Regions from separate parts of the Mus musculus genome. Here region 1 is linked to region 2. The links are chromatin loops, found by intact Hi-C in ENCODE. Cell type or tissue: gastrocnemius. All regions are shown on one strand.

Evidence for each region. A loop is a pair of places that touch in the nucleus more often than their neighbours do. Peaks named below come from ENCODE experiments on the same cell type or tissue, not always from the same donor. Only the 100,000 strongest peaks of a DNase experiment are listed, where the experiment ranks them.
Region 1: a loop joins it to region 2, with 2.1 times the contacts of the local background. A loop is called at or near these places in 3 of 42 quality-filtered maps.

What each region holds. Positions count from the first base shown.
Region 1 is chr16:30,649,194-30,657,193 of GRCm38, reverse strand. No RefSeq gene overlaps it. Among named protein-coding and RNA genes, the nearest start is that of Fam43a, 53 kb to the right of the region's middle. In gastrocnemius, no CTCF peak of the experiment used is centred here; a DNase peak (open chromatin) is centred at 3,234; H3K27ac peaks cover 1,473 bases.
Region 2 is chr16:30,737,493-30,745,492 of GRCm38, reverse strand. No RefSeq gene overlaps it. Among named protein-coding and RNA genes, the nearest start is that of Gm33502, 52 kb to the left of the region's middle. In gastrocnemius, no CTCF peak of the experiment used is centred here; DNase peaks (open chromatin) are centred at 1,073, 1,351 and 3,898; H3K4me3 peaks cover 170 bases; H3K27ac peaks cover 2,686 bases.

The DNA of each region.
Region 1 (8,000 bases), 88 kb after region 2:
TGCCTTCATTGTCGGCAGAACCTGATGCACTCTGCCATGGATGTTGACGTTCAGCGGTGACTGAGATGGCCCCTCAGCTCTGGGATAGCCCGTGCTGACGTCACTTTGCGATAAACTGCGCTTGCGTGGAGGAGACAGTGGGACTCACGCACACCCTTTCACGTTGTCTAAGGGATGGAGAAGGGGAAAAAGACTGACGAGAAATGACTTTTGGGTAACTGGGACCCCAAGCACGTCAACCTGCCTTCTAGATATAGCCCTAGGATTGTAATGTTGGAAGAGAAAATACCTGGAATTCCATAACTGCCTCAAGGATGGGTCGGTGCCGCGCCCCCCCCCCCTCCCGCCGCCAAGGTTCCCAGTGTAGTAGCTAAGGCCAGCCCAGCCTGCAGTCAGGTACTACCATTGCAACTTGACTGGAGACTGTCGAGATGAAAACTGGATGCCTGCCTGTGTCCCTTGCAACATCTTCTTTACCCACACGGGTGGACAGTCACACTGCTGAGAGAGAAGTGCTGTGGGCTCCCGATGAAAGCCGCAGCCTCTCTGAATTGAAAATAAAATCGCCAGAAATCCATGAGGCACGCCCAAAAGCCAGTTCCACTAAAACAGAACAACAGTTTGTGTCTGTGTGCTTTCCCATCAGACACGGCCACTGGGCCCAGCAGCAGCGTATCTCCAAACCATGGCAAGGAAACCAGGGTGCACACACACACCCACATAGACACACACACACAAACACACAAACATACACACACACAAACACCCACACACACAAACACACAAACACACACACACACACAGGCACACACACACAAACACCCCCCCACACACACACACAAACACCCCCCCACACACACACACACACAAACACCCGCACACACAAACACCCCCACACACAAACACACAAACATACACACACAAACACCCACCCACACACACACCTTTTTTTTTTTTAAGATGAGTTCACAGGCTGACCTCAAACCTAGTCTTCCTGGCTCCACTCCCAGCATCCCTCAACCTCAAATGCTGACATTACTGGCAAGTGCTACCAGCTCTAGGCCCTTCCTTCTCATTTCTTTCCATTCCTTTCAAATTGCTGTGTGTATGTATGCTGCCCCTCCCCCAACCCTGTCTCCACATCAAACCAAAGACTGTGTTTACTCACAGAGGACCTGCAGGAACACAGACATCCTGGGTTTGCTTCCTAAACTTCCTATTATGCATAAAGAATGCATTGTCTTTTCAAAGCCGGCACTGAGACCTGACATTTGTCCCATGAGTCACCGCGATGTAGTTAAAAGAGCAGAGGCGGCCTATAAGCAGCCTAGCGAGTTCCCAAGGATGTGCAGTCACAACCACTCAACTCTAGCTGTCAGCCAAACTCTCAGACTGCACCTCAACCTCCACTCTTTCAACCCAGCAAGGCCACCACCGGACCTAAAGAACCACTCAGGGAAGCAAAGAAGCAAACTGCAGTGCCTGAGTTCCTCTGGGTACAGTAGGGATGTAGCAATTAAGATCCATTGTCTAGGTGCACAGTTGGTAGTATGGAACAATTTTAAAACTTCACTGCCGAATAACAAAAGCAGAATAAACGAGATGCATAAAACCTCACATCATTTGCATACATTACAGCACCATGCGTCCTAAACAAGCACACACCATACCCTTTGTACAAGAACACAAGCGAACAAAGTGACCACTCAGATGCGTACTGGAGTTCCTTACCTATATGAGGGGAGATGAGAATAGTATTTGAGTAAAATATGACTGGGGATTTTGTAGGGACCAAAGATCGTAACAAATTGTGATCAGGGTGTGTTTAACTCGGTCCTTCCTTCCGGAAGTTAGAGAAGGAAAGGGAAGCATCTTAGGGTTTCCATTGCTCTGATAAAACACCACGAGCAAAAGCACCTTGAGGGGAGACTTTATTTGGCTTTCACATCCTCATCACAGTCCAGCACGGAAGTGGCTGGAACTCAAGACAAAAACCTGGAGGCAGGAGCTGAAGCAGAGGACAGGGCCGTGACTTGTTCACACAGCTTGTCTGGCCCACTTTCTAACAGAACCCAGGACCACCTGTCAAGGGTGACACCACCACCCAGGGTGACCCGGGCCCACCCACATCAATTATTAGTCAAGAAAATGTACTCCAGGCTTGCCCACAGTCCAATCTAATGGGGGTGCTTTCTCAATGAACATTTGCTCTCTCTGAATGACCCTAGCCTGTATCAAGTGGTCAATAAACACTAGCCAGCACGGGAAGGGAAGAGAGGAGAAGGAAGTGGAGACGAAGGTAGGAGAAGATATCAAAAGGGAGGAGACTTCTGATCAGACCTTGGCTCATTTTTCATCTTCAGCTTCCACTTCCAGCCTTCTGGGGTCTGCTCCAGAGTAGACACTTCCACTACTCTACCTCCCACTGTTGCCCCGGGTGCTTTCTCGTCCCCACCCTGCAAAGCCAGGGGATGTACCTGACAGAGTGTTATTATTTACAAGTCCAGACAGAGCCAAGTGTGGACAGCCCTTTCCAGGCCTGTGGCACCTCAGGCCATCAGCCCTTGCAAGTCACACCTTCTGAGGATGTTCTTCGAGGAACTTACCCAAAAGAAACAGTTTTTCATCATAGAAGTGCAAGTCTTTCCCAGGAAAACCCATCCAAGAGGACCAGAAGTTCGACAAAAGGCCAAATGGGACACTTCCAAGAGAACCCTTCCCCAGGGAAGCCTAGGTCTCCTCCCACGCCCAGCGGCCCTCGGGGTGTTCTCTCCTCCCTTCCTGCAAGCTCCAAGCTTTCGGAGCCACTTCCAGCCACTTTATCCTCCGGGCCTCCTTTAGCCTGTTATTCTCAGCAACCGGTCCCCAGTTCCCTCATGACATCAGACACTTCATCAGAACGAGCCTGGAGTCCTACAAACATCTTGGGGTGGGAACCCTTAGAAAGCAGAGAAAGCCCTGGCCTGGGTCCTGCTGTGCAGGTGTTTGTGCACATGGATTGCGCTCCTGGTACATGCTAGGGGCAGATGTGGATCCTGGAGTAAGATGGGCAGGAAAAGCAGGTGAACCGTCCCTCCTAGGGTTGACTTCCCTTAGGCGCCACCCCCATCTTCTCTCCAGAGACAAGACTGAATTTGGTAAGTCCCATTTCCATTCTCCAGGGGCCTGTGCGACTGACTGGAGCCCAGCTGCCTGGCTAGGCCCTGCCAATGCTGGCTCAGGAGGCCTGGTGTCTCCCTTCCCAGGACCTGGCTGGCTACCAAAATGGCATCCGCTCAGGAGCTGGAGCCCAGAGGATTCTAATTGCTTAGTGGCTTTGTGGCACTCTTAGCCTATCAACTAAGGTGTTTGTTTGTTGTTTGATTTTTGTCTTAAAATTTTCCTGGACTTATTGGTTTCCTGCTCTGTACTTGGGGGTGGGAGGGGGCACTAGAATTTTTCCCTAAAGAAGGAAAAGCTTGGGGAAGCAGATCTGGATATTTCTCTTGTGCCAGGGCCTGAGTGGGAGGGATGGGTGATCTATTCAGGAATCTCAACTCCACACCCCACCCTCTCTCCCCAGACACTTTCCTAAGTGTCACTGGTCCTTTCTGACAGGGATCTGAGGGGCTTTCCCCAGGTAGGTGTCCCTATCTTGCTAGTGTCCGAGTGTTGCTTGAACACGTGAAATCATGAATACCAAACTGTTTCTTAAGCACTGGGGGGAAAGGAAGATCCTATTGAGGCTCTGTGTATATTCTACTTTACTGAGGATCTATGACTACGCAGTATCTGCTTTCTATGTCAGCTTGAGACAAATGAGTCAGTTGGGAAGAGAGAATATCAATTGATTAAATGTCCCTACTAGATTGTCCTGTGTTGCATTTTGTTGATTGATGATTGATGGGGGAGGGCCCAGATCACCGTGGGCAGTGCCATCCTTGGGTAGGTGTCCTTGGTGCCAAAGGAAAGGAAGCTGAACAGACCCTGAGAACAAGCCCGTAAGCAGCACCCTCCATGGCCTCTGCATCCATTCCTGTCTCCAGGTTCCTGCCCCAGGTTCTTGCCTTGACTTCCTTGGAGGATGAAAGTGTTTGTGAAAGAAACCCCTTCCTGTCCAAGTTGCTTTTTGATCATGATGTTTATCACAGCCATGGAAACTCTAAGACATATTCTTTTTTTTCCCCCCTTTGTTTTTCCAAGACAGTGCTGCTCTATATGTAAAAGTAATTTTTGCTCACCAGACGTGATTGTCATGTTGGAGACTTCCTGCTGAATGAGTTCCTCCTTTCTAATGCTATCTGAGCGCCAACAGGTTGCTACAACTCAACTGTTTTGGCCCAAACTCCTCTCCAAGCTGAATGATTCAACCCAGCTTCTCTCAGCTTCTGACTGAATGGCTCTGCTCGCCCTAACACTATCTGTGGCGATGTGTGCTAAACTTCTGGCTCCTTCTCATTCTCTGGCTTCTTCTGTCTTCACCTGCAACCTGTCTCTGTAAAATTGACCCTGTAAAACCTCTCTCTCCCTCTCTCTCTCTCTCTCTCTCTCTCTCTCTCTCTCTCTCTCTGTGTGTGTGTGTGTGTGTGTGTGTGTGTGTGTGTGTGTTCCTCTGCCCTGCTTTCTTAAGTAGCTGCTCTTTCCTTTTTCTTCTCCTGGGAGTTGAGTGTATCCTATCTCTAATTCCTTCTGCCAAATATTTCTCTGATTCTTCATTTTGTTAAATATCACTTTCAAGCAAAGGTGTTTTCTTCTACAATCTAACCTTACCTACATTGTTTGGGATTAAAGGTGCTTAGCATGTCTTCATTCCAGACAGATCACACAGATCTAGAAGGTCTTTGGATGTAATCCTTTGCCAGAGCAGCCATGTTGCTGGATTAAAATTCCTCTACATCTGTGTAGCCCCAACTGGCCTAAAACTTGATTTATAGACCAAGCAGGAGCTGAACTCACAGAGATATGCCTGTGTCTTCCTTCCAAGTGCTGGGATTAAAGACAAACACCACTCTTGGCTCCAACATATTAAAAAAGAAAAGAAAGAAGAATCCTGGGGCCGGCAAGATGGCTTACTGGGTTGAAAGGCTTGCTGCTCAAGCCTGACAACCTGAGTTTGATCCCTGGAACCCACAGGAAGATGAAAAGAGAGACCCAACTGTACAATGTTGTCCTATTTTCCAAGTACATGCTTCAGCACTTGTGCCCTGTGTATATTATGCCGCCCCCTCCATATACAGTAATAACAAGTAAGTTTAAAAGAAAACTGGAAAGCCCTGGAAAAAGTGAACAGAGGGAGATGTCTGCTTCACATTCAAAACTGAACAAGAAGGGAAAGAAAAGAAAAGGAGGAAAAAGGAGAAAGAGGAAGAAGAAGAGAAGGAGGAGAAGAAGGAAGAGGAAGTGGAGGAAGAGAAAGAAGAGGTGGAGAAGGAGGGGGAAGAAGAGGAAGAGGAGAGGGAGGAAGAGAAGTAAAAGAAGGAGGAGGGGAAGGAAAAGGAGGAAGAGGAAGGGGAAGAGGAGGAGGAGGAAGAGGAAGAAGGGGAAGAAAAGGAGGAAGAGGAGGGGGAGGAAGAGGAGGAGGAAGAGCAGGATCTAAGCAGCTTTGAAGCAGGCAAAAAAAAAAGTGATGGTGGACACAGAAGCAGCAAGAATATCAGAAGCTGAAACAGAACACCCAGCCCAGAAGTAGACAGTGAAAAACAGATGTACAGAGAGAAGCAGAAATGAGGAAGAAGCTGGAGAAGGAAGCAGAGGAGAGCAGTGGGTTTGAGAGGGTGGCCTCAGAGAGAGAAATTAAGTCAACAGAAAAGGCAGAAGTCAGTGCAGACACAACAAGCAAGCAGGAGAGGGGAAGAGAAAAGGGATAAGGGAGAGAAAAGGAGGGAAGGAGAGAGAAGCGGGAGGGAAGGCATAGGAGAGAGACCTGGGAGGCAGAAGGCACTAGAAGCAGATGAGAGAATCTGGACCACAGTAGAAACCACAGATGAAAGACACGGGACCAGTGACATGCTCAGCAGCTAACTGATCTTGTCACCAAGCCTGATTGCCTGAGTTCAATCCCTGGCACCCACTTGGTGGTGGGAACTGAACCAATTCCCCAGTTGTCCTCTGACTTCCACATATATATTAAATGTATGCATGTGTGCACATACATGCATGGAGTGTGCATACATAAATACAGCAAATGAATATGTGGCTAAAAGTAATAAAAGAAATGAAAGATACAGGAAAAGAAAACAGAGCAGAATAAAAGCAGATGCAGAAAAAGTATAAAATGCAGAATCAGCAGAAGCCAAAGCCAAAAAGAAAGGGTTCCAAGGCAGGGGGACAGAAGCAGGGGCAGAGACCCATGAAAGGCCAGAGAGGACAGGCCAGGTCAGCCTGGAGCTCTGTCTGCTCACCAAACCCATCTCCTCTTGCAGACAGAGGCAGGTGAGACACTGGATATTTGTAAGGCACATACATGTACATAAAGAAGCAATGTGCAAAGTGTATGAGGAACTCCTGAAACTCAACAGCAAGACCACAAATAGTAATTTAACTTTAAAATGAGTGAGGGGCCTGAATAGACATTTCTTAAAAGACATATAAATGGCCACCAAGTCTATGAATATATACTTGGCGTCACTAATTATCAGGAAAGTGCATGTCAAACTAGAAGAGTGATGAAGTCATTTCACACTTGCTAGGATGGTTGTCTCCAAAGTGCCAAAGACAGTGTCAACAAGGATGCAGAGAAAAGAAGATTCCTCCACAGCCTCCATCAGAATGTAAATTGTTACAACCCTTATAGGAAAAGAAAGTGTCTTCAAAACTTAAAAATAGTATTTATATGTCTGTACAGATGGCTCAATGGTTAAGAGCACTGACTATTGAGGGCCTGGGTTTAATTCCTAGAACCACCATGGCAGTTCACAACTGTCTGTATCTCCAGTTCCAGAACCACCATGGCAGTTCACAACTGTCTGTAACTCCAGTTCCAGAACCACCATGGCAGTTCACAACTGTCTGTAACTCCAGTTCCAGAACCACCATGGCAGTTCACAACTGTCTGTAACTCCAGTTCCAGAACCACCATGGCAGTTCACAACTGTCTGTAACTCCAGTTCCAGTGCTTTTGACGCCTCGAACAGGCAAAACATCAATGCACATAAAATTAAAAATAAACTATAAAATAATAATAATAATGCATATTGTTATATAATCTAGCAATATAATTTCAGGATATACATTCAAGGGAAATAAAACTGGCATATTGAAAAATACATGTTATCCTGTTTAATTACATCTTTAATAGCAAGTACTGAACATGTAAGTGTGTTAACAAATCAATGGATAGAGGAATTCTGATTCAGACAGACAAGTATACAATAGGATCAATAGAATAGAGTTTACCCATTAGTTACTTTTAAAAAATTATTTATGTATTTATTTAGTTTATTTGTGTGGGGGGGAGGGGAGAGAGAGAGAGAGAGAGAGAGAGAGAGAGAGAGAGAGATTCAGAGTTTATGTATACAGATGTTCCCAGAGGCCTGAAAAGTGTATCCAGTCCCCTGGTACTAGAGTTACAAATAGTTACTAAAGCTGCTGTGTGGGTGCTGGGAATCAAACCAGGGTCCTCTGTAAAAGCAGCTCGCTCTCTTGAGCCATATCTCCAGCCCTATAGTTCACCATTTAAAAGAAGGAACATATATGAACTTGGAAGACATTAAGTGAAGTTAAATATGCCAGGAACAGAGACAAGAAACCTAAGATGCCACTTGGCTATGAACTCACAAGTCATGGAAAAACCAATTCTGTGTGACCTTGTGTATGGAATCAAAAGGAGTTGAGCTCATAAGGACACAGGAGAGAAGGATACCAAGGCCTAGAGAGTGGAGTTTCCTCTCTCAAGGTGTTGATCTGGGAGCACAAGGTTTAACTTGAATAGATAAGGAGTTCTGGGAATCTGATGGTACCACTTCATAACAATAGTTAATAATGCATCATATCCCTTTCAAGTTTTTTTACGTATTATTTAT
Region 2 (8,000 bases):
ATTCGAACCACAGCAGGGTATGCCCCTGGCCCCAGAGCCTCTCAGCTTTTGCATTGGGTAGGTCTCAACACACAGCTACACCGAGTGCGCTCTTCGTGAGGGTGCCTGAAAATATGGGGCAAGCGTGGTCCAGTCCGTGACCCCATAATCAAGCTCCAGGAACATGAGGAAGAGTGGGGTTTTTTTTTTCCTTTCTTTTTTATACAGAGGCATCTTCCGTAATACTTGACAGCTTTAATGCTAGCAGGACCCATCTCCCCAGATGTGGCTGTTCCCCAAAGCTATACTCTGAGGATACCAACATCTGCTGCCGTTCCACGGCCCCCTGACCTTTCCCACTGCCCCTGCTCTCCTTGGACAGTCCTTCCATTCACTCCAGGATGACTGCACCAGGCACTCCTGCTTCTCTGCTCTGATGGCCTCTAACTCACTCTCTCCTTCTATCTGGGCAACTGGAAACTACAGGGCAGTTTGTTGAGGCTCCTGAACAGAGCTTCCTTATTGATCTTGGTTCTCCCGCCCCCCCCCCGAACCCTCCCAAACCCCCCCCCCCCGTGTGAAGGAGGAACACAATCAGCTGTTGCCACAAAGATGCTGCCTCTCCACTTCTCCCCTCAGATCCTGTATCCTACCTCATCTCCCCTCCCCCACCACCACCACACACACCTCAATGATTCCTATGGGTTGCTCCCCTTAGGACCCTCCCTAAATCCTACTGTGGAAGCCTTGCCTTCCAAACCCACTCAACAAACTTTTGTCTCTGGCTTTATGCAAGCTGTGGAGGCAGCATGACAGCGATATTACCGAGTCCCCAGTGGGGTTCAGACTTCTTCCCAACAACTAGGACAGTACCGATCATTTATACGGCGGTCACATAGATCGCCCCAACTATAGAGTCCTAAGCAACACTCACTATTATCTCAGCATTTCCGTGGGTTAGGAGCACGGGCACAGCCCAGCTGCTCCTCTGCTTATTTTACAGGGCTCGAATCCAAGTGTCAGTCAGGCTGTGTGCACCTCAGGAGGCTTGACAAGGGAACAAGCCACTTCTAAGCTCCCTCAGCGGGGTGGAGCTAGTTTTCTTATACATTTGAAGGCTGAGGTTCCTGAGCCCTGGCCAACTGTTGGCTGAGCCTCCCTCCCTTAGCTCCTAGGGCCAACATAGCTTCTATGCCTCCCTCCCCAAGTCACATTTTACTATCAGACAGTGGGCCAGTCTGTTCCAGTTCTCTATTGTAATCCTGCCTTGGTTGGTTCACGTCAACTGGCTGCTGCCTGAGCCCTTGTTTGTCATGATTGTTGTTGTTGCTCTGGTACCTGTGTGCTTCTGCACGTGACAGTGTCCTGGCTGTGGATGATGGCTGTGATCCGGCTGTGTCCGAGGGAGGCAGGCCTTACAGTCATAGCCTGGGAGAGAAGTCCAGCCTATAAAGCGGGCACATGGCTTTGCAAGCAGGGAGAGGAGAGAGAAAGGGAGGCTGGGCAGGAGGCTCATAAAACATGGTAGTCCCTCTGCTCTCATCAGAACCCCAGCAACTGAGGGACTTTCCTTCCTAAGGTCTTCCTGTGGGCCTGGGGTGCTTTCTGCCCTTGTGGCTATTGCCCTTCCATACTTGCTTTTTATTGGGGACAATAACTGTCATTTGGCCATATTCTTTTTCCTTTTGCCACTCGAAGCCTGGGTTGGGCCAAGGAACTATTTCTTGGCCCGCCTTCGGAGGTTTAACACCAGTCCCCTGACCCCTGACCTGACACTCAGAATGTTTTTGTCCCTGAGATCATCTTTCCGTTTTTCCTGAACCTGCCCACTGTGGAAATTTATTTCTTGACCTGGCCAATTGTGTCTTCTATTGCTTCAGCTCCTAAACTTACTGTGCAATGATCTTCCCACCTAAAATTTCTAATAAACAGGAAATGCTAGTTTGAGTCCACAGTCTATCCCATTTTGTTTTAGTTTGAGATCGGGTTATATTCTCTAGTTAAAGTTGGTCTCAAATTTGAGATCTTCTTGCCAGCACCCCTTAATGCTTTGGTTATAGACACATGTTATCATGCCTGGAACCACCCCCTTAATGCTTTGGTTATAGGTATGTGTTACCATGTGCTACCATGCCTGGCTCCATCTCATTCTCTATTGGATCACTGTCCATGCAGCTCATGATATATGTTCATGACCATGAGCAACTTCTCAGTTTTGTTTACTTCTTCAGTTCAGGAAGCAGAAAGTCAGGGCAACACTGTCAATGAGCTGAATGCATGGGAAAGCCTCAGGCTCATTAACCAAGGCACAGTGGCGGCCGCGTTTGACTCAGGGGTGAGTCTTGCTCAGTTAGTACTTGGTGAAAGTGCCCTCTCGGAATCTTTAAATGTTATATCATGTACAGTTTACCCTTCATTCAGATGAGCAGCTGCCTAAACCTAAAATGAAGTCATTTTTGATCTTTCCTTCCTCTGACCTCCACACCCCACTTAGCCCCACCTCTTGTCTGATCCATCTGGAATCATCTTTCTAGTCTCCTCAAACCCCTCTCACGCATGCCATTTTTCCTCTGTCCTCCACTCTGAGTCTTGCTCTCATTCCTTTCTCTCTTGCTTTTACAATCCCACCAGACAAACTGTTTAAAAACCTAAAGTCCATCCCGGAGTCACCCTCATCAACAGCTGCTGGCAATTTCCCACTACCCTCAAAACACAGCTCAAGCCCTCACCACATTCCTGGTTTGTAAGCCGTTTGAACCCGCCCCATTCCTTGCCTTCTTCCCAAGGCCAAGTTCATCCCTGTCCAAGACTATTGCAGAAGCTGTTTCCTCTGCCCAGCTTGCCCTTTCCCAAGATCTTCACTTGACCCAATGCTCTTCAACCTTTAGGTCTCAACTTAAATGTCACATTTCCCAAGGGGCTGCCCATCAAAAGCAGGTGTTTCCTGTTACCCTCCCCGTGTCCTTGCTGTTTTGCCCGACATCTCTCTTCCCCTCGAGACTGAAAGTTCCATGAGAACAAGAGAAATGTGTTTTGCTAGGTGCCTTGTAGCCAGCTCCAACTTAGGACCCAGCACATGAGCATTAGACTTAAAGATCCATTGAGTGGTATGTTTAAAAGGATGAATGAATGACATGTTGGGATTCGCTCTATGTGGGTTCTCCCAACCAGGGCTATATGCCATTTAAATATTGTGTGCAGCCCATTCTGTCATTGTGTATTTGCCGGGTACCTTCATGCATCTGTAGGAGCCTTCTACCATGGTAACATCTTATTCATCTGAAGGAGATTGTCTCACATCCTCTTCTATCCAGAGCTGAGAAGCTAGGAAGAAGTGAGGAGTGCTCTGCTGTAACCCCCAAGCTTTGAGATTCCAGTTTGTCTCCCCAGCATGTAAGCCAACTTGTGATACTTTCCATTTGTCTAATAACGTAAGGATGGGCTTTCTCTCCAGCATACGTGGCCTTGTCAGAAGTCCACGGTCAGGTCATTGCACTGATTGTGTTGCACATGGAACTGCGGGTGCACGTTCCTTGGTTCCCTGCTAGAATTCAAATGGATGCCTACAGAGGTTCCCATTTCAGAGAACTCAGGAACAGAGGGGGCCTTGTGATGCCTTTCTACCTATTGGATTGCTTGTCCAGAGCCTAGCTCTCCAAATGCCTCTGAGACAAGGTCCTAGGAACTCATAGATGAAGCATGGAGCTTTCTCTCCAGCACACCTGGCCTTGTCAGAAGGCAGACACCTGTGCCTACCATGCTGGGGACCATCTACATCCTCTACAAGGTCAAAGTCAGGACGCATTTACTCCTGCCGATCCTTCATTCATTCAGTTAGCATCCCTGTGTGTCCCGCAGACAACCAATATACAGGGATGTCAGCAGAATGACCTTGCCCTGAGGACAGCCTTATACGTGGGCACTGTGCCAGGGGGTTCTTGTTTCTGAGGTGCCTTCTGGGAGCCTCCCCTGCTTCTGACATCTTGTTATCATTTGTTTACAATTTGCTCATCGACACCCAGGACATTTCTGCACAGATTCACAGGTAGATGGCTCCCAGCTTGCTTGTTTCTTCTAGCCCAACTGGAACCACTTACCTCTAAGTTGGGTACACTTATCCTCAGCATTGTCATGCAGACTACCTAATGATGTGTTCCTTAGAGGCACTTCACTGTTAGTAACTGCTTTCTAGGGCTGATCTTTGGGGTGTGGGGAGAGAGGAGATGGGAAGAGTATTCCTAGCATAATAGCAAACTAGTTTGGAATATATATATATAACATTACTACATTACAATCTTACCAGTTTGTGCACATTTGATTGTGCATATTTGTAATACCGACCCTTGGAAGGAAGGATCCTGAGTTCGAGGACAACGTAGACTACATAGCTTGACTTCTATTGCTATTCTTCAGTGTGCTTATTCTCTCCCACTGATGCGGTGACTACTCTCACTCTTGCCTCCAGATTATTGAACACGATGCACTTCCTTCTAGCTCTTGCTGACTTCCCTTTCTTAATTCCTAGTCAATCTTGAAGACTCTGCCTGACATACCCCATAGGAGACATGTTCCTAGAATACTTCCTAGTACCTTCCCTTGCAACCCTCGCCCTTTGCATCAGCCAGATTGGGAAGCCCTGCCGTGTTCCTGAGTTTACCGGTATACCAGCTGGATCATTGCCATGCTGTGTGTTCATCGCCTGCTTAGCTGTCTGTTCTTACTGGAATATGAGACCTCAAGATCTTCTCTACTAGTTCCCAGCATCCATTAGGAAGGCAAAACCCTCATAAATGCTTGGTATACTAATTCACTCACTAAGACAATGGTTGCAGTGAAAGAAATCCTAGGCTTAGTGTCAGCCAGTCTTACCATAACAAAAGACCTCCAAAGGAAGCCCTGTGGTCAGAGTCCCCTGCACAATAGGTGCTGCTTCTATCTGTATAGCACTGTGGTACCTGTTGATGTCTACATTGCCAGTCTCTCCTGTCCTCTCACGCTCTTCCAGTAAGAATTGTACTTACTTTCCAAGTTGATTTAGGGATGTCAAAGGTCCACCATGCCCCCAAAGACCCTCTTAAACGCCCATAAATAGCATGAGGACATAATTAGAAACAGGAGCTATTTTGAGGACTTGATCCTCACAGTCTAATTGCCACCTGACTTCTCCCTGGACCTGCAGAGCCAGGTCTTTATTTCCTCCTAATTGGCAACCCAGGATTCCTGTAGAACAATTCCACTGGCAGAGGTGGTGGAGGTGGTGGTGGTGGTGGTGGTGTCAACATAGCTGATGGGTTTGCCGGTTCCAAAGACTGGGGGGTAGAAATACAGCTCTGATTAAATCCTAAGAACTATTGTGAAAAAGGTGAAGCCCAATGAAAGGTCATAAAGTGAAAGGTATTATCCCCTCTAGAGCCCACATCCAGAGGCCACAAAATCTAGGGCTAGCACACAAGGCGAAGAAGTCTCAAAATTAATTGTCCATACTATGCAGGTGTACTTATGAGCCAAGCCTGGCCTTGAGACTAAAGGGAACTAAGTCTGGCAATACTACCTAGTTTTTTTTTTCAGATGTATATAGCGCAGCTGTCATTGTGACTAACAACACAAGATTTGTCTAAATGGCTCGAAGTTCATCACAGGCATGATCACACGCTTTACTGCTAATGGAGACAACCGCAGAGCAGAGCATCAAGAGGCACAGTGACTCAATGTGGTCAGTTCCCAGGAAAGATGAGCTGAGTCTGGCTGGCTGGCACCACATTCTTCGCACCTTGTTCAAGGACAGACATGTGCTAAGGGGCAAAGATAAATCAGCAGTCAGGCGAATCTTTTCTTTAAAAACACAGACGTTTGAAAAGGTTAGTAACCCACGGGATAATAAAAAAAAAAAAAAACAAAAATGGCAACTTCATAGTTTAGAGCCTTTGGCAATAAAAAAAAAATTGCATGCTCATATATTACTTCACGAGGCTCTCTAAAAGAAGGGAGAAAGGGAAGGAAAGAAGAAATGAAGGAAAAAGAGTTTGTAAGAGAAGTAAGGTTCAGGGGCTCAGTTGCTTCCTAAGACAGCGCAGCCATCAGCAAGTCACAGTCACAGGTTTTCAGCAGCACAATGCAGACTAATGTTTGCCAAAGAGCACTGCTCTCCTCTCCCTCTGCAAGCTGTGATGGCTTAAATGAGTGACACTCAGGCATGGCTCTAAAACACGTCTAGAGCGGTGGTTCTCAACCTGTGGGTCGCGAACCCTTTGGCAACTCTCTATCTCCCAAAATATTTACACTGCAATTCATATCAGCAGCAAGATTACAGTTATGCAGTGACCGTGGGGTCATTGTACAGTTAGGGGTCAGCATGGCACGAGGAACTGTATTGAAGCATCTCAGAGTGAGGAAGGTTGAGAGCCATTGCTCTCGAGTGTCTCCGGATCTGCTCAGTTGTTGTAAAAGACTGCAGAGTTGGTACAGAGCTTTCCTGTTTTAAAAGATGAAGAAGGCGGGGAAGTCACCTGATAACAGCAGGCCAGGTTCAGCCTGTGTGTCTTTATTGTCCCCTACATCCTCTTTGTATTCTCTACTGTTAAAAGAAATAAAAATGGCAGGGGTCAAAGAAAGGTCAGCGTGTAAGTAATTCAGAGTGTGTCTGTCTGGCGGTGTGTTTTTGTCCACGGAGCTAGAGCATGGTAAATGATAGTTGTGATACGAAGCGCCATGTGAACGACAATCAGAACACGGAGGACATCAAGTACCTCCCGACAGCGGAGCTGGGCACAGTAACTAAAGATACAAATTTGTGTTTTTTGCTATGTAACTGGCTGGAGCAAGTCGAAGCAGGGCTTATATTATCTGGTGTGGTTTTGCTTACACAGACAGTTGTCTAGAATAAGTAATGGTCACCAATGCTAAATGGTTCTGTGTGGTAGGATGACATACATGGACGACATATTGCAGACTGTCTACTTTCAAAGGCCACTTGCCCAGCTGGTTCAGAGGGCACACGTTCACAAGCCCGTGGCCCGTGCAGCCTGCTCTCCTACATGCTGAGTTCTGGCTATCATCATTTGCTCCTTTGTCATGAGGAGAAGGAAGTCATGAGGAGAGACAGAGGCCATGCGTGCCCCTTCTCAGCCAGCTAGGCCCTGCAACACTTGTGGCTACAACCCCTGGTTGTCTGTCTCATCCACTTACAGAGATTGACTTTTGCCAGAGACTCAAAGCATTTGGGTCCCAGAACCCTGGTGCAGCCTAAGGGCTCCTTAATTGTGACCCCTTGGGCAGTCTCCTTGCTCTCTGAGCATTGGCTTCATTACCTGCAAAATTGGAATAACAGCATTGCCTCACAGGAGCACCAATTCAGATGAGGTTTACAGAATGCCTAGAGGGGTTGGAAATGGTCTCACATAGAAAAACTGGCCTTGGGAGGGATCTAAGTCAGAGTTTCTTTTTGTTGTTGTTGTTTGTTTTGTTTTGTTTTCTTCGAGACCGGGTTTTTCTGTGTAGCCCTGGCTGTCCTGGAACTCACTTTGTAGACCAGGCTGGCCTCGAACTCAGAAATCCGCCTGCCTCTGCCTCCCGAGTGCTGGGATTAAAGGCTTGCGCCACCATGCCCGGCTTTAAGTCAGGGTTTCTATTGCTGTGATGGAATGCTATGGCCGAAAGCAGCATGGGGAGGAAAGGGTTACTCAGCTTACACTTCCAGGTAACAGTCTGTCCTTGAGAGTGGGGCAGGAGCTCAAACAGGGTAGCAACCCAGAGGCCGGAGCTGGTACTTGACTATCTCCAGACCCGTGAGGGACCTCTCAAAACAAAGGTGAATAGGCCAGTAGCTAAGAAACAAGATCCAAGGTCATCCTCTGACCTCTGTACTCTTGTGCACACGTGTGCATGAGCACCTATATCTACACACACACCCCGCCCCCACCATACACACACAAAATAGCTGGAAAAAATAACACGGGCTTTGCACAATCCACCATGTCACAAATCAACTATGCAACTTTGGCAAGAAGAAACATTCTCTCACA